Linked DNA regions of Homo sapiens: region 2 is linked to region 1. Evidence: read pairs that join two places in POLR2A ChIA-PET (ENCODE). Cell type or tissue: Panc1. All regions are shown on one strand. Each heading gives the region's core, and the rest is flanking DNA. Links, peaks and the distances in the headings are about the cores only.

Region 1 (15,570 bases), core at 9,720-14,719:
AAAATATTCTAATATTTTATACTAATTTCTATTGTGGGGTAGTGATATTTCTTTTTCCATGTTCTGCATCCAAAGAAATAGCTGTGTTGCTTTGTTACTTTTAATAGTGTATATTTATTTAATACTTTACGGCAGACACTGTGTTATATTTATTACCTCATTTTATGCTTGTAACAATTTGATGAGGCGGACACTTTTTAATCTTATTTTACACATGAGGAAACTAAGATCAGAAAACCTGCCCCATGTTGGCTGGGCACAGTGGTTCACACCTGTAATCCCATTACTTTGGGAGGCCAAGGTGGGCAGATCACTTGAGGTCAGGAGTTCGACACCAGCGTGGCCAACGTAGCGAAATTCCTGTTTCTACAAAAAATACAAAAATTAGCCAGGTGTGGTGGCTCGCACCTGTAATCCCAACTACTGAGGAGGCTGAGGCAGGATAATTGCTTCAACTCGGGAGGTGGAGGTTGCAGTGAGCCAAGATTGCATCACTGCACTCCAGCCTGAGCAACAGAGCAAGACTCTGTCTGGGGAGGGGGGATGGAGGAAGAAAACCTGCCCCATGTCACACAAATAGCAAGGGCAGAACTGGGTATTGAATTGTAACAATTTAACTCTAGTGTTCATGTGCTTGACCATCTATACTTGACTTCATCTTTAAATAAAATCTAATAGCTCAGAGAATGTACATGATCAGACTTAAAAGCTCCTTGTATTTCCCCATGCATGATATTTTTCGAGGATTTAATTTTTATAAGAAAGATGACCACTTCAAGGAAACTATTTACACGTGCATAGTAGGATAATGTGTATAAGCAGGACTTGTGCAGTTTAACCTGTATGTCACTATATGCCTTTTCTAAAAATATTTTAAGGTAAAAGTTAAGAAGAAATAAACATTCAACTAGAATATTTCATGAGCATTTAGTGTAACTACATTTGTCTGTTTGCTGATTTTCTAAACACCCCCTCCCCACTTGTTTCACTCATTTAGGTATCAGAAAAGGGTAGCCCTGTACATTGCTGCTTTTTGTGGGTACATTGAACTCACTGAATGGGCCCTGAAGCAGGGTGCGCGGCCCCACGAGGCAGTCGGTGTTCACCCCTATCGAGCATGGTGCCATGAAGCCCTTCATGCAGATGTCTCTAAATGCCCCATTCATGCAGCCGCAGAAGCAGGCCAACTGTTGATTCTGAAGGCCTTTGTCAACTACAGTGTGCTGTGCCTGGAATGCAAAAATGCAGCAGGACAAACTCCCCTGACCATTGTGTTCAAACACAAGCATAAAGACTGTGTATTATATTTGCTCAGTAAAATGTGGTCCACAGTTTCTTTTCCAAAAATTTCAGTCCCAATGAGGATTTATATTAAAATAAAACAATGGATCCTCAGAGCTCAGAGTCACAGTCTTCATAAAAGCCAGTTTTGTGGAGCAAGGGTCTTTGGGGCAAAAGTTGGAGACACTGTGATGGTGGATGGTTTCACCAAACCAAAAATGACCTCCAAGAGCTGGCATAAGGCTGGGAACAGCGACTCACAAAGCATCGTGCTCAAGCTACCATCTCTCAGCAAACAAACTGCAAGCAGCAAACCTGTCAATCCTTTGGCAATTTCACAGCCGGACACAAGAAAACAAGCCCTCAAATTTCATCCACTGGTGAATGCAAGTTCATTCTCTGAATTACAAAAACATCAACAACAAAATCAGAAAAAAATTACTGCCACAGCTAGGAAAAAAGAAAAGCTCATAAAAAACACATATCTTCCCCAAGTCCCCCTCCCTCCAGTTTCAAGAGTGGGATATTCACATCCATCGTTTTTCTATGCAACACCCAGTGCTGACTTTTTACTGAAGTCCTCCTTCTCATCTTTCTTAGAGCACAGTGGGAAGACTCCATGGGAGAACGCAATCTACTGCTTAGCTGTGGCAAGGTAATGTTCTCCCCTTAAACATACAAACAGCAAAGCTTTTATAAGGCAGGTCCAGGATAAGGAATGGTCCATAATGCCCTACTATGCCACTGAAAGTAATACAAGTTGTTCCAGTGCATCAATACCCAGCTTCAAGGACCTCATCTTAGCCTCATCACTAGGACAAAATGAATTAATATTATTGGCCAATCCAATCTGTGCAGTACTTTACTCCTCAAACTTTCAGGAGGGAAAGAAACACAGTAGAAAGAATTGTATCAATTCTCAAGGTCCCTTGCTGCTGCTGCTGCTGCTGCTGCTGCTGCTGCTGCTGCTGCTGCTGCTGCTGCTGCTGCTGCTTTTCTTTTTTCTTTTTGTTTGAGACAGGGTCTCGTTCTGTTGCTCAGGCTGGAGTGCAGTGGTGCTATCACAGCTCATTGCATTCTTGAATTCCTAGGCTCAAGCAATTCTCCCATCTCAGCCTTCCAAGTAGCTGGGACTACAGGCACATGCCACTATATCTGATTGATTTTTTTTTTCTGTAGAGATGAGGACTCACCATGTTGCCCAGGTTGGTCTCAAACTCCTGGGCTCAAGCGATCCTCCCACCTTGGCCTCCCAAAGTGCTGGGATTACAGGCATGAACCACTGTGCCTAGCCTGCTAATGCTTCTTCTTTTTCCTCCTCTTCCACTTCTTTGTCTTCCTCTTCTTCTTCTAAAGCTAATAAAACATTAATTGTAATTAGAGGGGAAAGAGAGAAAACTGAAATATGGGAGGGAGACATAAAAAGTGTCATAGAAAACTAAATGGTAATGAAAATGGGAAGAAAGAAAGGAACACATTAATGACAAATTGAATGATTAAAGACTTGAATTGACTGACTAGGCAAGATACACATATGGGGTGAGATCTGTATTGGACAGGGTGCTAGAATTGACATTAATATTTACAGTGAGTTAAAAGGTAATCCTTAGCACATCTAAAGAGATAAGAAAGTGTATCGGAATTAGATGTTTAAGGTACACAACTCTCTGATTAGAGCTCAGATCCCATCCATTACTTATGAGGTATTATTTGATGCAAATTTTACAGTTAGAAATATAGATTTACAAGCGACTTTTCCCTTTACTCAATATAATGAGAAGTAAAGAAAAAACAAGGCTAGATTGTTCTACTTGCTTTTCTGTACTGGTCTTTAGCTCAGCTCAACTTTATTTCAGTTAGGTTGTTGCCACCTTGTGGTGAGAGTAATTTGGGCTGTAAAACTCAAAATTCAATATCCAACAGAGTGAGGTTGACAATAGAGGAAGACACTTAATAGCTTAATAGTCTCAATCTTTGTAATTTGTGAGATATCTCTGACTAGAATGTATAAAAAGAGATCACCAAAAATTCTAGAAATATACTAGGAAAATTATTAATTGAAAAAACTACATAGTCCCTCTTAAAATAAGGCTGTAAACAAGAAAGGAAATATTGATTTGTTTTATCAACAGATACATGCTAAAAATGAGTTTATTTTTCAAACATTCAGTAAGTGTTTACTATAGCCCAGTGCTGTGCCCAGCAGAATGGAAATGTGCATGAAAAAGCATCTGTTTTTAAGGTGTGTGTGTGTGTGTGTGTGCATGTGTGTGTGTGTGGTTTTAGATAAGAAAAGCTGACAGTGTCTGTTGTTGTATACAGTGCTTTCTTGGGGAGGAAATGAGTTATGAAATATATAGTAAAATCCATAAGGACCACTAATCTCACATATATGGCTTGTTGAATTTTTATGTTTTCATACAAGCACTACTCAGATCAGATGCAAACTATTTCCAGCACCCCCCAAAATTTCCTTCATGCCCCTTGCCAGTCATGATCCTTCCCGGATGTAACTATTATTCTCATCTCTATCACCGAAGATTACTTTAGCCTGTTCTTGAACTTCATATAAAGGGCACATATGGCATATACCTTTGATATTTTGCTTTTTTTGTTCAACACATTGCCTATAAGATTCATCAGTGTTTTTGCATGTATTGATTGTTCTTATTTCTATGTAGCATTCCATTTGTATGCAGTATTCCATATCCTAATTTATTTATCTATTTTCCTACTGATGGACATTTAAATTGTTTCTAATTTAGGGGCTACTTTGAATAAAAATGCATGATTGTTCTTGCATATGAGTTTTGGTGGACATCTGCGTTCACTTCTCTTGACTCTATACCAAGGAATAGAATTGCCGGGTCATAGGATAAATTTATGTTTAGCTTTAGTAAACATTTCAAAACACTTTTTAAAAGAGACTACCAGTGTGCTTTTTTTTTTGTAGCTACATTTCATAAGGATTGGAATTATTAATGAGTGGCAATTTCAAGGTCAAGAAAGAAATTTCTAGAGAAAACATTTTGTTAAAGTGTTATTCTGTGAAGGAAAGAGAGAGAGGAAAGAAGGAAAGAAAATAAGGAAGGAAGGAAAGAGAGAAAGAGAGGAAGAAAGAAGGAAGGAAGGAAAGAAAAAGAAAGAAAGAAGGAAGGAAAGAAAGAAAGAGAGAGGAAGGGAGGAAGGGAGGAGAGGAGGGAGGGAGGGAGGAAGGAAGGGAGGGAGGGAGGGAGGGAGGGAAGGAAGGAAGGGAAAGGAAGGAAGGGATTAATGCAGAAGGGAGACCCATAGGGGGAGTGGTGGTCAGTCTGACCGCACATTTACTCTGGCAGTGTTACTCCTAGCAAATCCTCTTTCCATTTCTCTTTTCTCAATATTTTTCTCTTTCCTGTATTCACACCCTCCACTTCCCATCCATTTCTGCCCCCTTTCCACTGAATCTTTCCCAGGATCTGTTCCACCTTCCTTTGTTGGTGGGCTGTGGAAGGGAAGGAGAGATCTACAATCTCATGACCCTGCAGTCTTCTTGATCGAGTTCAAGTTCCCCATAGAAGTCACAAAAGCACTTACATCTACCTGAAGTAGACAGTCAAGGCAGGCAGTCAGGTGGTCTGAGCACCCCTCTAAATGACCAGTGCAGCTCTTGTACCACAAAGACACAAACATGAGGAATGGATGGACGCTATCTTGATGGCTACATGCACCATCACCAAGCTAGTGTCATAGCCAGGAAATGGGGAAGAACCTAATGTAATCCTTCATGATGCTGACCCAGGGATCAGGTGGGTAAAGTGACCATCAGATGTTCCTGTTTTACAGAAAGGGGAGTCTCCCAAAGCAGACAAGTCATCTGGCATCATGTGAAAGTACTTGTTGGACCACATGTCATTCAGGAACTCCTACCTTTAGATTCATAAAACTAAACCTCTCAGGGTTGACTCCAAGATGGCATTATGCAGTTAACACAGATCAAGCGCTAATGTGGGTTTGGGTTGGTGAGTAAATGTGGCTGGTGTAGACAGTCACTGAGGCCAGAAGGTCACATAGAGTCTCATTCCTCAGCCTAGACGTCAGTAGGCTTTACACAGGTCAAAGAATATCTGTAAGGTGTGTCTAGAAAATAGCTTTCCTTATTGCTCATTGTCCAATTCCAGAGAGGTTTATGTGACCTGGGAGTCCAGTTAAGTAAAGATTCAAATGTAAGGGATTGATCCAGAAGGCTGAGAGTTTGAGTGGACTGAGAATAGATGATAATCTCAAATGTTATGAGCTTTGCTGGGCTCTTGTACTCTGGATACAAGTACAGCTCTTTGTTTTTATTCTTTATTTAAAAAGGCATATCTTGTATGTTTTAATCACCTTTTGTATCTCCAGCACATAGAATAGTGCTTGCCATAGAGTAAGTGCTCAATACGCATCTTTTTCTTAAGGTAAACAGTTTTTGAATGAATGCAGAAAAGCCAGGTTTCAAATGCCAGGGAGAGAATCAGGATAGGCTCTGAGCCTAGGAAGAGCAAGGATATGCATCAGAACAGGAGAGGACTTCAAACTAAGTCTGGTGGGATACAGGGAAAGGCTGAAAGTGCCTGAATGATTTCTTTAAGACTTAACACCTAATTTTATGGGCTGCATGGATGGGTTAACTCAGTTTAGAGGGCACAGAAAGACACAGCCATTGAGGTAAAGCAAGAAGTTAATCTAGAACAAAGAAGTTGAATCAGGCAGACATAGACCTGGTTCAAATGTTGGAAACACTATGGTACTTTTATACAGGGTTACTCCTAATAGATTGAGTGAAAGCCTTTTAGAAATACCAGACTTTGCCAGACAACATGGGCAGAGGTGAGGTAAAGGATCCAGGCAGAGCTAGTAACATGGTCAAAGGCACTTTTGTGAAAGAGCAAGCAAGAAATTGAATTTTCAGGAAGGTACGTGGATTTGCAAAAGTCATCCTAGGCAATAAGGAAGAACTGGCTGGAGATAAGACTGGCAAAGTAGACTGCATCTACACTAAGAAGCATCTTGTGTGACCAAGTGAAGAGTTTGCTTCTTATTCCCCCTTCCATGGGGTAGGAGGTAGGTGGGAAGCTCATAGAAGTTCTTTTTCATGAAGTAAGTTCCATAATCAGTTTTTGTTTGTTTTTGAAGACAAATCTGATAGAGATGTATGGAAGACTCGTTGGAAAGATGTGGAAAGACTATAGTAAAGGTAGGAAGCTGCAAAAAGAGAAATAAGAGAAAATAAAGACCTGGACTAGAACAACAGTAGTTAGGGAAAAGAGAAAAGGCCAAATACAAGAGATATTTCTGGGGAATAATCCACAAAATTTGGTCACTGACTGGGTGTGGAAATAGAGAAAGAAGGAATTTAGTTTCGTTTCTAGCTTTGGAGATGGTGAGGATAGCAAAATCGAAGTGTTAGAACAAGGAAACAGAAGTGGGACAAGTTTAGGAAGAAGATAAAGATATGTTAAATTAGAAGTGTCTATGGGATGAATATTTTTATTTGTTAATTGGAGATATGCCACTTTTGAGAAAGGTCAAGGAGTCATGGATAAAAGAATTTAAACAGTGAGTAAATGAGGACTCCTAGGATGAGGGTGTAGAAAGAGAGGAGGACCAAAGATAGAATCTTGGAGGACCCCAACATTTAAGGTGATGTAAAACACCTCTGTATTAAATCACATTTGCATCCTACAAAGAGTAATCGTATTCAAATTTGCAAGTCTTTATTAGTATATAGCCAGAGAATAACTATCATAAAACATTAAGTTCCTTTGCATTTTAGTTAAAGACTATCAAAATACCTAATATCTTTTCAATTAAAAAATCCTCATGTGTGTTCGTAGGGGTAGAAAGTGGAGAAAAGAGGAGGCCAGGGAATATGTGATGTATAGGAATATCTAGAGAGGAGAGAGAAAAAGTTTCAACCCAGAGAATTCTACATGATATTGAGTGGCTTTCTGTTTCTAGTTGTGGATTCTAAGTTTTTAGTATTGCCTTGAGAAAATATCATTCCCACTGCATCACAGGGAACTTGTTTTAGAAAGATTACTGTTTCTATTTCACATCTACCTATGTGACAAGACAAACTAGCCCTAGCTACAAAATCAACCTGAAGATTTCCATCCTTTTTCAGCTATGTATGCAGACAAGATCAGACCTCCTTACAAATTATATCTTGTTTTCTTGCAGTGCCTTTAAAGAGAAACGATGGCTTCAGCAGTTAGAAATAGCAAGAGTCCTGGCCAAAAAGAGCATTTCTAACTTGACTACCCGAGGAGGTCTGACAGCGTGTGAAAACTCTCTAGAAACTGTGCTTTGAAAAGTCATGACAACTTCAGTTTGGACAAAGACCTGATCAAACAGAATGTCCAGTTCTAATGTTAACATTTCTAATAACAGTTCTAATGTTATCATCTCTAGTAACAGTTATAATGCCACATAACTTTTAATAGGATATTTAACACCATGTTTTCTCAGACTTCATCACACTAAGTGAAACTTTAGTGCTATTTTTGCATAAAGAATATGAGGAAGAATTCAGAAGAAACTTAGAATAGTAGTTGTCCACAGGGTAGGGGAGCTGAGACAATGGAAAACAAGGAAGTGGGAATTTTTACAGTTCCTTTGTTTGTTTTTCTTTTTTTTTCCTAAAAAAATGTGTTTTGGTTTTTTAAGCCATATGAATGTAGAACATATTTAAAAATAAATAAAATTTTTAAATTATATTTAAGGAAAGTTCTTAAGAAAGTTAACAAATACCATCCAGGTCTAAAGCTGATCTCAGACATCTTTTGAACTGCTAAAACATTGTTTCCAATTAATTTTTTAAATTGAGTTAAAATTTACATGCAGTGAATTGCATGAATCTTAAATGTAAGATTCAATGGGTTTGAAAAATATCCCAGTCAAAACATAGAACATTTTTGTTACCCCAGGAAGTTGCTTCAAGCTCCTAAGTCAATCCCAACTTCTTTAGGTAACTGCTATTCTGATTTCTAGCTCCGTAGATGAGATTTTCAAATCACTGGTATCATGCAGTTGTTCACTTTTGTGTCTGGGTTATTTTGCTCAACCTAATGTTTTAAGAATCATTTGCATTACTGCACATATCAGTAGTACATTCCTTTTTTTCTTTTTTTCTTTTTTTTTTTTTTTTTTTTTGAGACAGAGTGTTACTCTGTCATCCAGGCTGGAGTGCAGCAACACGATCTCAGCTCACTGTAACCTCCACCTCCCAGGTTTAAGCAATTCTCTGGCCTCAGCCTCCTGAGTAGGTGGGATTACAAGGGTGTGTCCCCACACCCTGAGTAGCTGGGATTACAAGCATATGTCACCACACCCAACTAATTTTTGTATTTTTAGTAGAGACAGGGTTTCACCATGTTGGCCAGGCTGGTCTCGAACTCCTGACCTCAACTGATCCACCTCCCTTGGCCTCCCAAAGTGCTGGAATTACAGGCATGAGCCACCATACCCAGCCATACATTCCTTTTTATTACTAAATAGTATTCGATTATATGGTTGCACCATAATGCATGGTGTATGGACTGTATGGATGTTTGGGTTGCCTCCAGTTTTGACATATTATGAAAAAAGCTCTATGAACATTATTGTAAAAAGTATTTTTCTGGACATGCTTTCATTTCTTTTGGGTAAGTATCTAGGAGTAGAATTGTTGGATAATAGGGTGAATGTACATTTAACATTATGAGAAACTACCTAAGAGTTCTCCAAAGTGGCTTTATGATTTTTAACACTTTGACTAGCAATGTACAAGAGTTCTGGTGGCTTCACACACTTGGTGTCATCAGTGTTTTTTACCTTTAAGTCATTCTAGGGGGTTTGAAATGGCCTATCATTGTGGTTTAATTTGCATTTTCCTGATGACTATAATGCTGGATGCCTTTTCATGTGTTTATTGGCCATTTGTGTATCTTTTGTGAAGTATCAATGCAAATTTCTGCCTATTTAAAAAATTGGGTTATCTTTTAATTATTGGCTTGTTGGAGTTTTTGTATTTATGATACAAGTTCTTCATCAGATATATATAGATATAGATATATGGTGCATATTTTTCCCAGTCTGTGGGATCACCTTTTCATTTTATTAATAATGTTTTTTGACAAACAAAAATGTTTTAACTTTGATGAAGTAGAAGTTATCATTTTTTTCTTTTATGGTTCATGCTTTTTATTTCCTCTGTAAGAACTCTGCCTGGCCTGATGTGGTAGCTTATGCCTGTAATCCCAGCACTTTGGAAGCCTGAGGTGAGCGGATCACTTGAGGTCGGGAGTTTGATACCAGCCTGCCAACATGATGAAAACCTGTCTCTACTAAAAATACAAAAATTAGCCAGGCATGGTGGCGCATGCCTGTAATCCCAGCTTCTCAGGAGGCTGAGGCAGGAGAACCGCTTGGAACCAGGAGGCAGAGGTTGCAGTGACCCAAGATAGTGCCCCTACACTCCAGCCTGGGCAACAGAGTGAGACTCTTATCTTAAAAAAAAGAACTCTGCCTACTCAAATGTAATGAAGATATTCTCTTATATTTTCTTCTAGAAGTTCAATAATTTTATGTTAGGTTTATAATCTATCTCAAATTTGTGTGAATGATGTGTGGTAAGGGTTGGGATTAATTTTTGAAAAGACTTTCCTTTTCCTCACTGAATTACCTTAGCATCTCTGCTGAAAATCTCTGCTGAATCTCTGCTTAGCATCTCTGCTGAAAATCAATTGGCAATATAGGTACAGATCTATTTCCAGACTTTCTATTTTGTTCCATTGATTTATTTACTTGTCCTTATACTAATACTACACTGTCTTAATTACTATGTCTTAATTAGCCTTGAAATCAGGTAATATGTATCCTCCAACTTTGTTATTGTTTTTCAAGTTTGTTTTGGCTATTTTTAGTCCTTTGCATTTCCATATAAAATTTAAAATAAACTTGTCATTCTCTATTTTAAAAGCCTGTTGGGTTAGCCCAAGACTTGAGCCAATTCTCATACCTGGACACTCTTGTCCTTCAGTACATGGATGATTTACTTTTAGCCACCCATTCAGAAACCTTGTGCCATCAAGCCACCCAAGCACTCTTAAATTTCCTCGCTACCTGTGGCTACAAGATTTCCAAACCAAAGGCTCAGCTCTGCTCACAGCAGGTTAAATACTTAGGGCTAAAATTATCCAAAGGTACCAGGGCCCTCAGTGAGGAACATATCCAGCCTATACTGGCTTATCCTCATCCCAAAACCCTAAAGCAACTAAGAGGGTTCCTTGGCATAACAGGTTTCTGCCGAATATGGATTCCCAGGTATGGCGAAATAGCCAGACCGTTATATACACTAATTAAGGAAACTCAGAAAGCCAATACCCGTTTGGTAAGATGGACACCTGAAGCAGAAGTGGCTTTCCAGGCACTAAAGAAGGCCCTAACCCAATCCCCAATGTTAAGCTTGCCAACGGGGCAAGACTTTTCTTTATATGTCACAGAAAAAACAGGAATAGCTCTAGGAGTCCTTACACAGGTACGAGGGACAAGCCTGCAACCTGTGGCATACCTGAGTAAGGAAATTGATGCACTGGCAAAGGGTTGGCCTCATTGTTTACTGGTAGTGGTGGCAGTAGCAGTCTTAGCATCTGAAGCAGTTAAAATAATACAGGGAAGAGATCTTACTGTGTGGACATCTCATGATGTGAACAGCATACTCACTGCTAAAGGAGACTTGTGGCTGTCAGACAACTGTTTGCTTAAATATCGGGCTCTATTACTTGAAAGGCCAGTGCTGCGACTGCACACTTGTGCAACTCTTAACCCAGCCACATTTCTTCCAGACAATGAAGAAAAGATAGAATATAACTGTCAACAAGTAATTGCTCAAACCTATGCCGCTCAAGGGGACCTTTTAGAGGTTCCCTTGGCAGATCCCGACCTCAACTTGTATACTGATGGAAGTTCCTTTGTAGAAAAAGGACTTTGAAAAGTGGGGTATGCAGTGGTCAGTGATAATGGAATACTTGAAAGTAATCCCCTCACTCCGGGAACTAGTGCTCAGCTGGCAGAACTAATAGCCCTCACTCGGGCACTAGAATTAGGAGAAGAAAAAAGGGTAAATATATATACAGACACTTAAGACTAGGGGCTTGCCTAGTCCTCCATGCCCATGCAGCAATATGGAGAGAAAGGGAATTCCTAACTTCTGAGGCAACACCTATCAAACATCAGGAAGCCATTAAGAGATTATCATTGGCTGTACAGAAACCTAAAGAGGTGACAGTCTTACACTGCCAGGGTCATCAGAAAGAAAAGGAAAGGGAAACAGAATGGAACCACCAAGCGGATATTGAAGCCAAAAGAGCTGCAAGGCAGGACCCTCCATTAAAAATGCTTATAGAAGGACCCCTAGTATGGGGTAATACCCTCCAGGAAACCAAGCCCCAGTACTCAGCAGGAGAAATAGAATGGGGAACCTCAAGAGCACATAGTTTCCTCCCCTCAGGATGGCTAGCCACCGAAGAAGGGAAAATACTTTAGCCTGCAGCTAGCCAACGGAAATTACTTAAAACCCTTCACCAAACCTTTCACTTAGGCATTGATAGCACCCATCAGATGGCCAAATCATTATTTATGGGACCAGGCCTTTTCAAAACTATCAAGCAGATAGTCAGGGCCTGTGAAGTGTGCCAAAGAAATAATCCCGTGCACTGCAGTCCACACATTTCAATCCCTGTATCTTTAACCTCCTTGTTAAGTTTGTCTCTTCCAGAATTGAAGCTGTAAAGCTACAAATAGTTCTTCAAATGGAGCCCCAGATGCAGTCCATGACTAAAATCTACCGCAGACCCCTGGACTGGCCTGCTAGCCTGTGCTCCAATGTTAATGACATCAAAGGCAACCCTCCCAAGGAAATCTCAACTGCACAACCCCTACTATGCCCCAATTCAGCAGGAAGCAGTTAGAGCGGTCGTTGGCCAACCTCCCCAACAGCACTTGAGTTTTCCTGTTGAGAGGGGGGACTAAGAGACAGGACTAGCTGGATTTCCTAGGCCAACTACGAATCCCTAAGCCTAGCTGGGAAGGTGACCACTTCCACCTTTAAACACGGGGCTTGCAACTTAGCTCACACCTGACCAGTCAGATAGTAAAGAGAGCTCACTAAAATACTAATTAGGCAAAAACAGGAGGTAAAGAAATAGCCAATCATCTATTGCCTAAGAGCACAACGGGAGGGACAATGATCAGGATATAAACCCAGACATTCGAGCTGGCAATGGCTACCCTCTTTGGGTCCCCTCCCTTTGTATGGGAGCTCTGTTTTCACTCTACTAAATCTTGCAACTGCTAAAAAAAAAAACAAAAAACAAAAAACAAAAACAAAAAAAAACCCTGTTGGGATTCTTCTGATAGGGCACAACTGACATTTTAATAATATTAAATCTTATAATCCATGACGTATATTTCTGTATCGGTGGTATACATTTCCATTTATTCAAGTCTTAATTCCTCTCAGCAAAGTTTTGTAAATTTTAGTGTATAGGTCTTGCAAATCGTCTGTTAAAGTTTTTTTCTAAATATTTTATATTTTAGAGGCAATTTACTAAGATGATTATAAGATAGATTTTGGTAAAATAGTCAGAGGCGCCTAAAATCTAAGGCTCATTCTAAAAAATGCCTTTGAGTTCCCAATTAGATATTGCTGGGTTGGGGCACAAAGGTTAATACAAACACACACACATGCACGTGCAGACACTCACACACGCATTCACACACATAGATGATTCTACAGGGATGTTGTAAGGCAGCATGTGTATAGGTATTAGTTCACTATAGAGAAAACAAGAGATGATAGTGACTGGCAGGAGGCACAGCAGAAATTCTGGGGTGTTGTAACATTCTATTTCTTGTTCTGGAGTAATAGGTGTGTTTAATTTGAGAAGATTCAACAATGAGTATTTAAAAAATCTGTACCCTTTTCTGTTTGCATTTATAATACATTTTTTTAATGAATTAAAATAATTTTTTAAAATGTCAGGAGCTAATTCATGCATTTGGTGCCAGCTTTAGAGTCATGAGAAGGTGGCTGGTGTGAGTGAGGCTTGTCACCACGTTATTGTCCTCTTGACAGTATAGTGAATTGAGCTGTAATTCCTTGCAGGGGGTGATAATATTTTATGTGTCATTGAAACACAGCTAAGGAAATATCCTGTGCAAGGATTCTGGGCTAGAATACCTAAGAAGGAGAAAATAAATGGGAAAATATAAGAGAAAAGAAAGACGTATGAGCTGGAGGGGGATAGAAAGATGCAGAGAGAATGTGAGGGGATGATTGATATGAAGCCTTGTTCTCTACCAGCATCAATTGAAAAAAATACTGAGTATTTATTATTTGTTCACATTCACCCTGGAAGTAAGATAGCATGAAGTGACATTAAGACTGTATATATTTATAATGTAAATCTAATTGTAGAGCATTAGTATTAACATGCACAGGATATGCTGGGACATTTATTCTCAGCCTGATTCTTTTAAATTAGAGTTAATGTACATTCCCTATGCTTCCTTCTCATTTTGTTCATTCTCCAAGTATTGCTACTCATCACACTGTATGGAAATTACTTCATTATCTTTCTCCCTCACTTTTCTGACACCTCCTAGAGGGCAAGGACATTGTTTTATTCATCTACAAATTGCCAAAGCATAGCATATCTTTGAACCTTTAAGGAATTGCTTAATAAAGTTTGTTAAATTAAATGAATGGCTTTTAAGATGATTATTTGTGAATTTATAGGAGCATAAAATCTGCTCCTATAAAATGTAAATGCTGCTGTTTGCTTAATTCTAATTTATTGTTTCATTTGATCATCAAAATCAATTTTTAATGTGAATTTATTAGTTCATCTGAGCATCATAACAGCCCTGCATGGCACAGAAGGGCAGTATTAAAATGCCAGTTTTACAGACGAAGAGGCTATGGTTATAACATAAAAACAACTTATTAGAAGTCATACAGGTAGTGTCAGAGCCAGATCTGGAATCTAGAGTTTTGAATTTTCACTCAGGTAATTTTTTCTAAACAATTATATCACTTATGGCAACAGAAGTCACTCTATAAATTATCCTGGGGTGTTTTAACTCCCAGGCTGGTTTTTCTTGGATATAACTTGGTTTCTTTCTTTTTTTTTTTTTTGACAGTGTCTGACTCTGTCACCCAGGCTGGAGTGCAGTGACTCAAATCTTGCTCACTGCAACCTCTGCCTCGCAGGTTCAAGCAATTTTCATGCCTTGGGCTACCAAGTAGCTGGGACCACAGGTACATGCCACCAAGCTTTGCTAATTTTTGTATTTTTAGTAGAGATGGGGTTTTACCATGTTGGTCAGGCTAGACTTGAATTTCTGGCCTCAAGTGATCCTCCCGCCTTGGCCTTCCAAAGTGCTGGGTTTACAGGCATCAGCCACCATACCTGGCCTAACTTGGTTCCTTGACCACCTTTTTTAGACAGCCTATTGTGCTACTCCCTAGTCTCACCTTCACCTCGCCTGTCCTCACTTCATTCCCTGAGATTACAGACAAGAAAGGCCATTTCATATTGGCATAATATTGTGTCTATTTGCAAATTCATTTCAGCATTCCTACTCCCTATATATGTACAGTTCTTGAATACCTCTTTTGAATCAGTTGAAACTGGTTTTTACTGTAATCTCTCATTAATTACAGAATGCTGTAATTCTCTCATTAATTAACTAGTTCAATACATTTTTTGACATGTGTTCATTGTACACTTGTAGAAGAATCATGATTTTACCTTTTCTGAAAATTATTCTTTAATAATGGATGTTTTCTCAATAATGTGTGAATAAAGGCAACTTCAGGAAATGATGCAATTTTTGCTAATCTGCAATTCACAGTCTAAGTAAAAGTTGTGTTCTCTCTGCAAATGCTACTTCAAGAACTAACTAATAAGTTCAAGGACCTGTCTTTCTGTGTCCCAGTGGAAGAAACAATTTCAGTCAGATGTGAAGGACAAAGTAGACACAGAGAAGTGAATTGAAAAACTCTTCCAATTTTTAGTCTGCCTGGGAGACTCAGAATATAGAGTTGTCTCAAGCCTTAGATAGAAAAGACAGATATGAAGAGTCTTCTTCCCTTCCCCTCTCTTCCTCCACACCCTCCATTTTCAAGGGGTTAAGATTTGAAGAATCATATTCCTATCAATTAGCAACTTTATCATCTCTGATATTTGAACCACAGCAGGTGAGAAGAGAGTTGGAAAAGGAACTAAA
Region 2 (15,570 bases), core at 5,034-10,033, 86 kb after region 1:
CCCTGCAGAGTAGGTAGTGAGCATGGTGAGTAATGTCTGCCACTCACTGCTTCCTGTGATTAACAGAACATGACAATTAAGCAGAATGTACTACTGGCCATTATGGAAAAAGGGCCTGCAGAACTGCCAGGGGAGTTTGTGTTCCAGATGAAGGGAGGCTGACTTGGGACTCCACAGTTCTAAGGGATGGCCTCAAACCTGTCTTTACATAAGTTGGCCACTTCTGTCTATTTGTTGCTTAGGTACCCTCCTATTAGCATCCACTCTAGCTGCACAGTAATTATAATCACTGTGTATAAGTGTTCTGTGAATTAGAGCTTCAAGATAATTTTGAAATAGTTGAGATGAAAAGTTAGACTAGATTAGAAATCCATCTCATTATCTCAAGAAATGCACCATTACATTTGCCAATGATGTTAGGTTGAATATAACATCAACTGTGAATATAACATCAACTGGCTGGGTGTGGTGGCCCCCGCCTGTAATCCCCGCACTTTGAGAGGCCAAAACAGGTGGATCAGCTGAGATCAGGAGTTCGAGATCAGCCTGGCCAACATGGTGAAACCCCGTCTCCACTAAAAAAAAAAAAATACAAAAATTAGCTGGGTGTGGTGGCAGGCACCTGTAGTACCAACTACTAGGAGGCTGAGGCAGGAGAATTGCTTCAACTTGGGAGGCAGAGGTAGCAGTGAGCTGAGATCGCTGTGTCACCCAGGCTGGAGAGCAGTGGTGCAATCTTGTCTCACTGCAACCTCTGCTTCCCAGATTCAAGCGATTCTCCTGCCTCAGCCTCCCGAGTAACTGGGATTATAGGCACGCGTCACGACACCGCGTTGATTTTGTATTTTTAGTAGAGATGGGGTTTCACCATGTTGGCCTGGCTGGTCTCAAACTGCTGACCTCAGTTGATCCACCCGTCTCGGCCTCCCAAAGTGCTGGGATTACAGGCGTGATACATTAGATAGATTGAGTTTTAGGTTCCTGTGGGAACACCGTAGGAGACATTAAGTGGTGTCTAATACTGGAAAGTGCTCTGTAGATATACATTTGGAGCTTGTCAGTGTATGAAAGGTAGTCCAAGTCATGGGAATGGATGAGTTTGACCAAGACACTGGATAATGGGAAGACAATAGAGCCAACAACAGAATTTTGGGATCACTACTTTAATATTACGTGCCAGAGCTGTTTGTATATACAGTGGTTTCTTTCATAAATGTATTTGGGAGGAAAGCATTTTTAGCAAATATGAAATTGCTCCTGTAGGGGAGTATCAAGTTGCCTAGGGACTGTGCCCTCTCCATTTAAGAGTCTCAGCCGGGTGCGGTGGCTCACTCCTGTAATCCCAGCACTTTGGGAGGCTGAGATGGGCGGATGACCTGAGGTAAGGAGTTCAAGATCAGCCTGACCAACATGGTGACACCCCGTCTCTCCTAAAAATACAAAATTAGCTGGGCGTGGTGGCGCATGCCTGTAATGCCAGCTACTCCAGAGGCTGAGGCAGGAGAATTGCTTGAACCTGGGAGGCAGACGTTGCAGTGAGCCAAGATCGCCCCATTGCTCCAGCCTGAGTAACAAGAGGGAAACTCCGTCTAAAAAAAAAAAAAAGAGTCTCAAGGTTATCTAGTTGACTGAGGAGGGTGGATGGTGGTGACAGACTTCAGGATTTAACATAATCTTTCTGGTTGCTCCTTCTCTGACTCTTTTGCTGACTTTCACTATTGAAAAGCATGCACACTGCCAATCCCATTGCTTTCCCTGCTCTCCCTTTATTGTCTCCCTTAAAAAGTCAGTGGTGTGTGGCAAGCAGGGCATGTACCTTGAAAATAGGCAGACCCGGTTTAGAATCCCAGCTAACTGTGCGCATGGGCAAATTACTTAGTCTCTCTAATCCTCTGTTTTTCTCATCATAAATCTGAACTAACAATATCTGCCAGGCAGGGTTGCTGTAAGGACTGGAAACAGTATGTAAAAGCACCCTGCAAAAAACCTGATGTACTGAAGCTGTGCTTACCATCATCAGACAGGTCATCTACCCTAAAGGATTTTTTTTCTTGTTCCTTCTTTCCGCAAAAAAAACACAAAGAATCTAGTCTGACAAGGATTTTGCCCTGATTCAATAAAAATGAGACTGGATTTTCATATTGTTGAAGAGATGATGAGGACTCCCCTTTAAAACCAGAGATGCTAAAATCCTTAAATTATCTGGAAAGATTCTTACTAAATTTTGCTGATAAAGAATCAATACTGAAGATTTTTTTTGTCTCTTTCCCTTCTCTTTTTGGGGAAATCAGAATTCCTGTTCTGAAATGTAAGTAGATCTTTATCTTAAAAATAGGTTGACAAGGACATCTCTCTCCTTTTTCTTTAAGCAGATGGTAATTTGTGATTTTTTCCCCCTGGTGCTGGATTCCGCCTGGAGGTATTAGGTGTGGACATTAGGACATGGTCAATGTTCCACCATAATTCCTTACCAGTAGATACCAGTTTCTGCAAATAACTTCTGCATTGAAATTTTGAGTTCTAGGCTGGGCGCGGTGGCTCACGCCTGTAATCCCAGCACTTTGGGAAGCTGAGACGGGCCGATCACGAGGTCAGGAGATCGAGACCATGGTGAAACCTCATCTCTACTAAAAACACAAAAAATTAGCTGGGCATGGTGGTGGACGCCTGTAGTCTCAGCTACTCGGGAGGCTGAGGCAGGAGAATGGCGTGACCCCTGGGAGGCAGAGCTTGCAGTGAGCCGAGATCGTGCCACTGCACTCCAGCCTGGGCAACAGAGCAAGACTCCATCTCAAAAAAAAAAAGAAAGAAATTTTGAGTTCTAATATTACTCCTTCACTCCACTTCCATGTTTTTAATTAGGTTCTGGCCATTTTACCTAGAAACACCACTGCTCCTCACACTAGACACTTTTAACACTGGTAGTTTCATTGTCTTCCTCTAAGCTCTTTCTTCTGGCTGTCCAAATTTCTTCGGTACCATTATTCTCCTGGTGATACAAGTTCAAAAATCAGGAGGCTGGGTGGCTGAAAAACATGATCAAAGACCCTGATCATTCCTGTCTCTCTGTTCACTCATCTTCATCTTCAGGCCAGCTGCCCTCTTGGTTACAAAATGGCTGCCAGAGATCTAGGCATCACCCTAGATACTCCAATGTTCAGATGAAGCAGACAGTAGTTTCTCTTGTATGTGTAATATGAATAAAGAAATATTTCCCTAAAGTCCTTCAGCAGACGTCTCACATCTCATTGGCCAAAACATGCTCATTTTAAAAACAATCAGTCACTGGTAAGGAGTATAGGGTTGTCATGATTGGCTTAGATTAATCAAGATATGGCCCTGAGCCAGGGATAGTGTCATCTTCCCTGATGTGTAGATACCCAAATAAAACTGGAGTTCTTCTAACAAGAAAAAAGGGGAAAATCAAAAGAAGTAAGATATATGATTCTGGTTTCCTTCTACCATCTTAGTCCAAACCCCGGACTAGCGTCTCAAGGACAGCTGTGATAGTTTACCAACTGGTCTCCCCACATTTTTTCCATCACAATTTTGTTGGATTTATCTTCCAGAAACACTGCTTTTCCACTTAGCCCTTTTGTTTAAAAATGCCATTGGTTCTCTCTAACCTTCAGAAAAACATTCAAACATACCATAGAATGTTTAAACCATAGAATATAAGAGTTAGAAGGCCCAGCGAGCTTTGAATGTCAAAACTAGCACCAAGAGCTAGACTAGAAAACATGGACGTGTGGTCTTAGCTAAACACCTCTTTTGCTTAACCAAAGGAACAGTATACAGAAATCTCCCTAAAAGAACAATCTTCAAGCTAAGTTAAGTAACTTTCTAAGGAGGTGTATCAGTACAGATTCTTAAGAGAATCAATTTTGGCTTGTTCTCTCTGAAGGCTAGCCTTAAGTTTCATACAAATTCTTTTTTTTTTTTAGATGGAATCTCTCTCTGTCACCCAAGATGGAGTGCAGTGGTATGATCACGGCTCACTGCAACCTCCGCCTCCCAGGTTCAAGTGATTCTTCTTCCCCAGCTTCCCAAGTAGCTGGGACTACAGGCACGCACCACCATGCCTGGCTAATTTTTGTATGTTTAGTAGAGATGGGGTTTCACCATATTGGCCAGGCTGGTCTCGAACTCCGGACCTCGTGATCCGCCTGCCTCGGCCTCCCAAAGTTCTGAGATTACAGGCATGAGCCACCATGCCTGGGCCTACAATTTTTACGTGTGTGTGTGTGAGAGAGAAAGAGATAGAGAAAGACAGACAGAGAGAGAGAGAGAGACAGAGACAGAGAGAGAGAGACAGTGTCTTGCTCTGTCACCCAGGCTCAAGTGCAGTGGCATGATCATGGCTCACTGCTGCCTTGGCTTCCTCAGCTCAAGCAATCCTTCCACCTCAGCCTCCCCAGTAGCTGGGACTACAGGCCTGCGCCTACCATGCCCAGCTAATTTTTTTTTTTTTGTAGAGACGAGGTCTTACTATGTTGCCTAGGCCGGTCTTCTACTATGTTGCCTAGGCTTAAGCAATATTCTCACCTCAGCCTTCCAAAGTGCGCTGGGATTATAAACATGAGCCATCATATCCAGCCAAATTCTTTATTTTCACCTTCCATTGCAAAACAGCCTATCTTCTCCTTACCTGTCTTGACTCTTACCTTGGTACCTCCAAAATCTTGAGACCTCTGGGGAATAGGGGAGGGGGAAACAAAGGGACCATTTGAAGTATTGGCTCCTCCCATCCCTGGCCTCTCTGGTTATTGTCAAAGAATGCATAACTCTGGAGAGAGAGACCCATGACAGCAAAGTAAAGAACACTTCAAATGCTAAAAATGGAGTCTGCTTTTTGTTTTCACTTATTTTCAAAACAAAATTCTCAAAACCTAGGAGGGGCCATTAGCTGGAAAAAATGTCTCTGAGCAGCAGATGCAGTGCCAGATACTGATGCTGATTCAGGGCTGAGTGATGCATCCATACCAAGCACATACCAAATTTTCACATGCCTTTCCGAGTGTCATTCACCTTTTGTAGAATGCAGTGTGAATGATCCCTCTAAAATTGGGGGTAACATAAAAATAGTTTTAAATTTAAATGGAATGTTTTCTGAGGTTACTACATTCTCTACTACACAAGATAGAATTCATGGATTAAAAATTCACCTGATTTTTTTACATAACGTACACATCATTGAATAAAGTAATTAAAACCTACTTCTATGAAATTACGTCATTGAATATTTTTCCAGTGATAGTCAATTCTCAACTTATTTCTTCTTTTAACTGATTTTTAATTTTTATTTTTTTTAAAAAACAGAGACAGGGTCTCACTATATTGCCCAGACTGGCCTCAAACTCCTGGGCTCAAGTAATCATCCTACCTCAGCCTCCCAAAGTGCTGGGATTACAGGCGTGAGCCACTGTACCTGGCCTATTTCTTCTTTTAAAACATTTATTTTTACTCCTATTAACACAAAGTAACATTATATGCCAGCTGCCAGACTTCATTTTTAGCAATTCATACTTTTTCTTTTTCATTAAGTAGATAGGAAAAGTTAACAATAAAAGTTCTAAAAACAGCTGGATGTGGTAGCATGCGCCTGTAGTCCCAGCTCCTCAGAGGCTGAGGCGGGAGGATCGCTTGAGCCCAGGAGTCCAAGGCTGGAATGAGCTGTGATGGTATCACTGTACTCCAGTTTGGGTGACCAAGTGAGACCCTATTTCTTAAAAAAAAAAAAAAAAAGGAAAAAACTTCTTCCATTACCATCCATCCTCTTATATATCTTTTTATAGAAAGATTTTTTATATAAACATTTATAAAAATAAAAAGTAGGCATAAAATTAGTACTCTAAGTTGAGATACATGAACTAATTGAAAATAGTCCCATTCATCTTATTAAGAACTATATCTCTAATAAAATGTTTCTTTTTAAGTTATTTATATTAATTTAACATGTATGTGGGTCACTTTGATATTTTTACACCAATAATAATTGTAATAATAATAAGTTTTTGACTCTTTAGAGGCTTGGCCATGGTAGAAACTATTACCTGGCTCCCACAATTTGTTCCACCCTCCTTCGGGTACGTAGGTAGCCTACTTTTCCCCATCATCCTTGCTGTAACATGTAGTCATGTAATTGTTCTGGCAACAACTTGTGAGTGGAAATCATGTATGTCACTTCCAGGCCTGGTCCCATGAAATATCTTCTGTGCTTTTCTTTGCTTTTTCTCCTTCTACCAGCTACACGAATTGAGAATGAGGCTCTAGGAAAGCGGTTGGCGAACTTTGGTAAAAAGCCAGACAGTAACTATTTTGGGCTTTGCGGCCACATAAAGCCTCTGATGCACATTCTACTGGTTGTTTTTTTGTTTGTTTGTTTGTTTGTTTTTTGTTTTTTTGTAGCCTTTTAAAGATGTAAATCTATTCTTAGCTCCCAGAGCACACAAAAATAGGCCCACAAGCTAAACCCTTTTTCTAGGAGACAGGGAAGCCATAAGATGAAAGGAATTAGGTTCCCCTCATCACTATGTGGTGGGGAGCACTTTGCTTACCTGGGGACCTCACCCAGGACTATTCTGTGAGAAAGAAATAGGCTTTGATTGTGTTGAGCAGTTACATGCTGGACCTATTTGTTATTACAAATCAGCTTCATAATAACACAGGAAATAAAAAAATTACAAACATTTTTAATGCAGAGAAGTATAATATAAAAAATGAATAATAAGACCTTTAAGCATAATAATATAGTACATTAAGATAAATATGTAGAAGTAGAATAAAAATAGGAGCTTAGGGAAAAAACATCTGACTGTTAAAAAAGAGCTCATTTGTAGACTTTTAAAATGGATGTGGTGGGCATCAAATCGCTTGGATTTAGATTCAATTGGATATTTCAAAGCAAATTGCAATAGTTTATTTTAAAATATCTATATTAATAACATCATGAAAATTACAACCTTTGCAATTATTCAAACATACGATGTAATATTTTAGATGTCAACTGAAAATTTTGTGAAGGAGTACATGGTTTTAAAACATTCTGTTAGGGGATATGCCAGCAGAAACTTTTGAAGAGGCTTCAAAGAACCCTTATAGACTCAGAACCAAACCTCTTTTGAAAGCTTCGTAGATTCCCTGGGCTGAATGTACAAGCAGGGGTTTTTCTGGTTTGCCTCTGCTCTTTTCGAAATCCTGTGTCTAGGTCACCTTAGACAGTGTTCATACACAGGAATGTCCTTGCTTGTCAGGAGTCCTGCCAGCGGTGTTGAGAGGCCAGGTGTAGACCCGTTTCTTCTGACCTTAGATTCCCCAGTGGATCATGAGGATGAAGCTGTTTTCTTTCTTCCTTTCAAAAGTGTTCCCTTCTTGGTGGTTCTGAGGATTCATGAGTTAAATATTTGTTAAGTTTTTGCAATATTTGGCTGAAAGTACGAAGTCTTATTTATTATTGCTGGATGGATGAAAGGTATTATACAAGTGCAAAGTATCATTTCTTCCCAGGACAGACGGCGTTGTCATGCTTAATCCCCAGGCAGCTCATGACCCCATTCTCTTGCACGGCCTCCTCATTTACATAACCAGCCACAAACTGAGTTGAAAGGACTCCTGCAAGAGGATTTGCACTTTCTCCTTTTCTTCAGAATGTGTATCTGCCTAAGCAGTGTGATAACTTTTTTCCCAGACTGGATCGATATTCCTTAGCTGGTCCTGTTGCAGCAGGAGTCCGGTGACTGGAGAGAGGAAGCTCTTGGGCAGTGAGTAAAAAAAGAGAATTGACTTCTTTTTTTTATCTGTTTCTGTCTACTCATCAGGCCCTGGACAAGTCACTTCACCTCTTGCCTCATTTTCTTTTCTTTTCTTTTCTTTTTTTTTTTTTTTGAGACGGAGTCTCGCTCTGTCGCCCAGGCTGGAGTGCGGTGGCATGATCTCGGCTCACTGCAAGCTCCGCCTCCCGGGTTCACGCCATTCTCCTGCCTCATCCTCCCGAGTAGCTGGGACTACAGGGGTCCGCCACCAGGTTGGACATCAGCACCTGTAGAGGGGATAGCACTGGATATGGAAAACTTAGAGTAGATAGTGAAGGAGGAAGAGGATAAATAGCAGTTATGGCCTCAAGACCAACTACAGCGGTAGGGGCTGTGGTTTGTCTCATTAATCGCCCTCTTCTAAGATTCCCCTGAGGAGGAAAGGCCCACAGCAACCTTGGATGAACTGCGCCCTGAAAAATGGAGAAGTCAGCCTGTGTGATGCAGTCTGTACGCACTGTGATAAAAACCATGTGGGTAAATGCTTAGGACTTTCTTCAATAGAGTCACTGTGAGGACAGCAGTGAGCTGACATCTTCACCAGCCACACCTGTAAAATTGCTTGCACTGTTCACACTGAAGGCCGTGGTTTCTTGTCTACCAAGGGTTGAGCCCAGCTGGGTGCTAGAGCTGAGCCATTGCTGCCCATCGCGGGACGCCCCTAAGGGTCAGCTGTTGCCTTGGAAGCACTGGCCTGGTCGGGGCTGAGACTTTTCCTGGCCAGCCCTCCTTCCTACCCTCCTCCTTCACTATTGACAGACGTGCATTGCAATCTGAATACTCTCCTAGCTTACTCACCTTCTTTCTCCTCTTTAACTTTTGCAGGCATTTTCCCCAATACATCTCTGCTCATCTGACTCTTATCTTGGCATCTGCTTCCTGGTGGATCTGAACTGACCCATAAGCCACGCTTACTAGTGATTTTCCAGGTAATCATCTATTTTTATTCATTTTTTTTTCTTGATTGGTAGTTTGAACATGATATTAAACACATTTACTGTATAAATATAGATATCATTGTTGGCCAGTTTGCTGTAATTGAACTCTCCAGAGGGGTTTCAGGATGGTTTTGCTTTTTCTAGAAATTGTAGCAGGGAAGCAGAGGTCTACCTTTGTCTGTTTTCAGAAGGGCAAGTTTACCTTCAGAGTTTCCCTGGATTACTTTTAATGTTTCCTTTCCTTTTCCCTCCCACTGGACTCTAGTACTGGGGACCTTGTTTGTCTTCTTTAAACGATAGAAGTGCAAGTTCAAGTGAAATGACATTTCTAGAAGAATGGAAATTCCTTATTTAAGTGAAGCCCTTTTGAGTTCAGATGGGTATGTGATAACAGAAAGAGAAGAGCACTCTTGTTCCCAGACTAGCTACCCACTGCTGCCCAGGCTGCAGAGTAATGGGACTGGTGCAGGAACTCATTTGGGATTTTCCTTGGTAAGATTATGTGGTCACAAAGGAGGTTCCCTTGTAAGATGTGGGGTTCTTGTATATGTGGGGGTATATTGTATATGTGTATTGTTCTTGTATATGTGGGGGTTCTTGTATATGTGTATAACCTTGTATATGTGGGGTTCTTATTTCTTGTTCCACAAAAACAAAACCCCTGGCAGTGGTGAAATAGAAAAGACTGACTAAAGGTAAAAACTTGGACTCTGTACAAAGGCCTTTGGTGATTTTGGGTAAAAAAGGCCAAGTCTCTCCCACGCCAATGGCTTGTGTTGGAGGCTGTAAAGTTACTCATTTAGCAAAGCTGACCAGAAAGTCAAAGGGAGGATTCATTAGCAAGGTTGAAATTTACCACTAGATTATGCTTGTCTTTCCAGCCAAACAGAATGAGACTTCATGGCAGTCTTTTTGTGGGGTGTTCAAACACTAATGAAAAAAAATTTGAAACCAAGGTGACTTTTTGGTGAGTGGAGTGTCTGAGGGAGCTTATGTGGAGAAATCAATGTAACTATTGCCTCAGTGTTGTCAGAGAATTTATTAAAAGGGATCCCCCGTTCCCCATTGGTAACTACTTATTTTTTTCTAAGAATGGGATCCAACACTTCAAATTTTAGACCTTGAGTTGTGATGTGAAGCAATGAAGACTCAGTTTTTTGTTGTTTTTTTTGAGACACAATCTTGCTCTGTTGCCCTGCCTGGAGTGCAGTGGCGCCATCTCGGCTTACTGCAACCACTGCCTCCCAGGCCCAAGTGATTCTCCTGCCTCAACCTCCTAAGCAGCTGGGATTACAGGCGCCCGCCACCATGCCCGGCTAATTTTTTGTATTTTTAGTAGAGACGGGGTTTCACCATGTCGGCCAGGCTGGTCTCAAACTCCTGACCTCAGGTGATCTGCCCGCCTTAGCCTCCCAAAGTGCTCAGATTACACGCCTGGCCAAGAGTCAGCTCTTGACAGCCCCAAAAATCTATCCTTAGGGCAGATAGAAGAGAGAGATTTTTCACATGATAATGTATTTAAATCAGGATTAGACAAAGAACTTCATCCTTCCTTGCTGAAAGATACAAGTTGTCATATTTAATTGGAAAAAGGCAGTCTTTTACACTTATGAGAGAAGTGGATACCTAAAAATCTAGAGGCTTCTTTCCCTAAAAGCCATTAACCAGTATTATTTTTATAGATTTAATGCCAACTAACCAGACTCTGAATTATTATCATCTCTAGTGTTGAACTCCAGGCTGTACAATCTATACGAGGGATAAGCCTTGACTGACACTTTCACAGACAGCAGTTACAGAATTTTTTAGGAAGGTGACAGGTAGATCTCAAGGGTCTTCTCATTCACTTTTTCTTTGGTATCTTATCAAGATGTTTTAATTCTCTTTTCAAATATCTTCAGATTCTTTTCCCTCTGGTGAAACAGATGGCAGGTAGGAGGAAATATACAGAATGAACTGTGAAATTTCTCTTGTCTAAAATCATTCACAAAAAATGGGAGATGATGACTCAGTAGAACTACAACGTGCAGCCACTGGGTTAGTGCCCATGTAGTCCTAACATTGTTTGGCTGTTAAGAGCTTCATGTGATACCTCCAAGTCTAGAAGGACTCAACCAGAGTATCAGGACAGATTGAGACTTGGGGCTTCCACGAATTTGGAGCATAGTGGGATGCTGGGTTGCCTAGACATCATTAGTAAGATTTTTTTCATAATTTTTTTTTTTTTTTTTGAGATGGAGTCTTGCTCTGTCGCCCAGGCTGGAATGCAGTGGCACGATCTGAGCTCACTGCAAGCTCCACCTCCTGGGTTCACGCCATTCTCCTGCCTCAGCCTCCCAAGTAGCTGGGACTACAGGTGCCCACCACCACGTCCTGCTAATTTTTTGTATTTTTTAGTAGAGACGGGATTTCACCATGTTAGCCAGGATGATCTCAATCTCCTGACCTCATGATCCACCCCCCCTCAGCCTCCCAAAGTGCTGGGATTACAGGCGTGAGCCACTGCGCCCGGCCCCATTAGTAAGATTTGTTTTTTCCTATAACAAAATGCATCAAGTTCCAACTAAACAATTTACAAAATAATTTTAGGAATACAACTCTTAAAAAGTAGAGACCCAATGTTTCATATTAATTAGAAATAATGATTCACATCACAGAAGGATTCTTTAATACACACAAGCGCTCCAATAATCAGGGTTTGATTGAATTTTCAGTACCTCCAACACATTTAAGTTTTTATTTATTTAATGAGAGGGAGGAGACAACTAAGCTTCGATATACATTTTAGGAGCCTCTGTACATCGTATGGCCATTAGATGACAAAACATTTGTGAAATGATACTGTAAGTCAGTGGAGGAAAAATGCCTTTAAAAACAGCCTCTCTTTCCCTCTCTTTAAAGGAAAAGACAAAATAGTGTATGCTCACAGAGGAGGAAGTAATTAAGAGTCTGATTCTGTTAGGAAACTACAGAAGAAATATAATTTGAAAGCCGGAGAGATACTGGAGGGGTTGAGTCCTGGTGCTCTTGTTATAAATCAATGGCCTTTGGCAAGACATAAACTTTTCTAAACCTTGGTTTTCTTATCTGTAAAATAGTTCTAGTAAGGTGTATCTGCCCATTCTCACAGGGTTACTATGAGATTCGTGTGTGACTGTACATGTGAAGTTGTTTTGTAGTCTGTAAAATATTATATAAATATGATTTATTATTATTGCCATAGTTGAAATACTAACAGCTTTTAATGATCATAACTAGATTGAGATGTCTTCAATCATATGGTCAAATTAGGATGTATTGTGTGGCAGATGCTGTATGAGAATTAATCTACTCTCTTATCTAAGATTATCTAGAAATATATATTTTTAAAGAAAATTTAGCCATTTTTAAGCATGTGTGAATTGAACTGGTGCCCACAGGCACTGGCTTTCTTATACTCAGGTCCTCTCTCCACCTTGTTTTGGTTTGGAGGGCTCTCTTCTCCTTGGCTCCAAACCACAAATTAACTTTTTTGACCAGGCATGAAAAGTGTCCTAACTTGTGTCTGGACAATGCTGAGACAGAGAGATAATAGTAGAGCCCATATATACTTGACTCTTGTCACCAAGAAAAATAAGACAAGGAAGAGCAGTGGCTTGAACAGCTAGTGTAACCAGATCTGTGACTTATTTGGGTAAAGGGAGGAGTTGAGTGAAATTGTCAAACAATAAATGTTTTAATCAGGTGGCAAACTCTTCCAAGCTCAGCTTGAAAGATCACTTCTGCCCTTGAACACAATGGATATTAAAAAAATATGTACCGTATTTGTTGAATGGATGGATAATATTGAGCACCTTGAAATTCCCCCCACCCCAAACACTGCTAATTAGTTCTCTCATCACACCCAAAATAATACTAATAATATGGTTTGTACTTCTGAGAGTGATGATTCAGTGTTATCATGTTACACATATATACAGATATAAGCACACAAAGAGAAATATTTATCTTTTTATTTCTACATAGTTTTTAATATAATTTTAGCATCTTTTTATTCATTTTTCCATGTTTTTGAACAAAGTTATAATGATAGTATTCACAGATCTTTGTTTCGTAATTTTTCTCATTAAAATTATAAAAATTCTTAAAAACATTTTTCAGGTTGTCACATTGTCTTCATAAACACTTTCAAATAACTATCAGAATCTTCATTGCATATGTTAAGCTGTTAGATATACTTAACCATTCTCTTCTTAAATATTTAGGAAATTTCTGAGCCGGGCGCAGTAACTCATGCCTGTAATCCCAGCACTTTGGGAGGCTGAGGCGGGCAGATCATGAGGTCAGGAGATCGAGAACATCCTGGCCAAAATGGTGAAACCCCCATCTCTACCAAAAATACAAAAATTAACTGGGCATGATGGTGGGCTCCTGTAATCCCAGCTACTTGGGAGGCTGAGGCAGGAGAATGGCTTGAACCCGGGAGGCGGAGTTTGCAGTGAGCCAAGATGACGCCACTGCACTCCAGCCTGGTGACAGAGCAAGACTCTGTCTCAAAAAAAAAAAAAAAAAGAAAGAAAGGAAATTTCTAATTTCCCGTTATTATAGATCATGGTGCAATGAGCAACTCTGCAATATGCCCTGATCATTAACTTCTAAACCATACTGTATATTGTTGAGCCTTTTCAAAAGTGTATTTTTATTTTCTAGGAAAATATCTATTACTTAATATTTCCCATTTAAAAATATTTCCTCCAGTCCCTTGCCCCAAAATGATAGCAAAAATACTAAAGGATAAATAACTTACATAAGGTACTGAAGTTAAGATTAAATATCAAAAATTCCTTTTTTCTCTAGCCCAAATGCATTACTAAAGCAACAGATAACATCAGACAAAAGATAGTGCCTTCTGGCCGGGCGCGGTGGTTCACTCCTATAATCCCAGCACTTTGAGAAGCCAAGGTGGGTGGATCACACCTGAGATCAGGAGTTCGAGACCAGCCTGACCAACATAGAGAAACCCCATCTCTACTAAAATACAAAATCAGCCAGGCATGATGGCGCATGCCTGTAATCCCAGCTACTCGGGAGGCTGAGGCAGGAGAATCGTTTGAACCCGGGAGGTGGAGGTTGCGGTGAGCCGAGATGGCGCCATTGCACTACAGCCTGGGCAACAGGAGCGAAACTCCGTCTCAAAAAAAAAAAAAAAAGATAGTGCCTTCCATCATCATTATCATCAAAATTATCTTCCTTATCATCATGCCAGTGATGCATTTATTAAGAACACCAAAGTGAAACACGGCAACAAAAGAGTAAATGCAAAAATGAGTGGCAGCACCAATTATTTTTTATTTAGGTATTTGCATATTTGCTATATGCTGGACACTGTGTTAAACACTTGGGATATGGTAAATTCTGAAAACACAAGTATCACGTTTGATTTGTCAAGGAACTGGTCAACTCTTATCCTCATGTTGAACCTTATTCAATAGTTTTCTGGACTCTTCATTATTCAAACCTTTATCTATTCAAGGTCCTTGTCTGTTTTGCTCCTCTTCAGTTGCTAATGGTGACCCAACCCTGGCTCTGGGAATTTTCTCCATACTGGTTCAGCAAGTCAGGGCAGGTTCTGCCCCAAGGGCTTCTGGGACCACAGTCCTCTAACTTAGCCACCCCACCAAGTTTCTAACCATACACCTTTGCTGAAATCAGTCATTCAGACCAAGTCAGCAACCCGGAGGTAGGGCTGAGAAGCAGCTGAAGCTTTCCTGAGGCAAAAATGGCAGATGAATAGCAGGGGCAAAATCCACTGGGTTAGGCATGTACAGAACACTCCTGCATGGAGAACACTTTGTTAGGCATGGGAGAAACAAAAAGAAAGTGAAGTTCTCTTAGACTTGTTCTCAGAGAGCTTGCAATCTTGTTAAAGAGTTGAGTCCAGAAGTAGCTGAAATCGTAGTGAATGGTGAGAAATTATCTAACAAACTGCACAGTACACTAATGGGTGCTGAAAGAGGAATGGGCAAAATCATCTAAAGGTCACTATGCTCTCAACAAGGAATTGTGGCCTTCTTAGGAGCGGTTTCATAAGAAAATTTTTTTTTAAGATGGAGTCTCGCTCTGTTGCACAGGCTGGAGTGCAATGGCATGATCTCGGCTCACTGCAGCCTCCGCCTCCTGGGTTCAAGCAATTCTCCTGCCTCAGCCTCCCGAGTAGCTGGGATTACAGGCACGCGCCACCACGCATGGCTAATTTTTGTATTTTTAGTAGAAACGGGGTTTCACCATGTTGGCCAGGCTTGTCTCAAACTCCTGACCTCAGGTGATCTGCCTGCCTTGGCCTCCCAAAGTGCTAGGATTACAGACGTGAGCCACTGCGCCTGACCTCATAAAGAAATTTAAGCTGCTTCTAGCCCTGCAGCTATTTACAGTCCAGTTGGGGAGGCAAGAGATTTCTGAGGCGAATTTTACAATACAATATATGCCGGGCCTGGTGGCTCACATCTGTAATCCCAGCACTTTGGGAGGCTGAGGTGGGTGGATCACCTGAGATCAGCCTGGCCAACATGGTGAAACCCCATCTCTACTAAAAATACAAAAATTAGCTGGCGTGATGGCGGGCACCTGTAATCCCAGCTACTTGAGAGGCTAAGACAGGAGAATCGCTTGAACCCGGGAGGCGGATGTTGCAGTGAGCTGAGATTGCGCCATTGCACTCCAGCCTGGGTGACAGAGTAAGACTCTGTCTGAAAAAACAAGACAAAACAATGTAAGGCAGTGTTATGTTTGATTACATGTGGAAAGAGTGAAAAAGACAAGAACAAGGAGAATTTAGGAAGAAG

Evidence for each region. ChIA-PET counts read pairs that join two places held together with the same protein. Peaks named below come from ENCODE experiments on the same cell type or tissue, not always from the same donor. Only the 100,000 strongest peaks of a DNase experiment are listed, where the experiment ranks them.
Region 2: POLR2A ChIA-PET joins it to region 1 with 13 read pairs; 3 of 35 experiments call an interaction of 5 or more read pairs at or near these places.

What each region holds. Positions count from the first base shown.
Region 1 is chr3:149,753,523-149,769,092 of GRCh38, reverse strand. ANKUB1 (ankyrin repeat and ubiquitin domain containing 1) reads left to right here. Exons shown (of 6, transcript NM_001144960.3): 5 at 998-1,936; 6 at 7,480-7,993. The coding sequence ends at 7,609. Among named protein-coding and RNA genes, the nearest start is that of COMMD2, 8.8 kb to the right of the region's middle. In Panc1, for the core only: no CTCF peak of the experiment used is centred there; no DNase peak of the experiment used is centred there; H3K27ac peaks cover 74 bases.
Region 2 is chr3:149,662,958-149,678,527 of GRCh38, reverse strand. It overlaps a transcript of WWTR1 not described here. Among named protein-coding and RNA genes, the nearest start is that of WWTR1-AS1, 13 kb to the right of the region's middle. RefSeq lists enhancers at 1-247, 7,337-7,877. In Panc1, for the core only: no CTCF peak of the experiment used is centred there; no DNase peak of the experiment used is centred there; H3K27ac peaks cover 381 bases.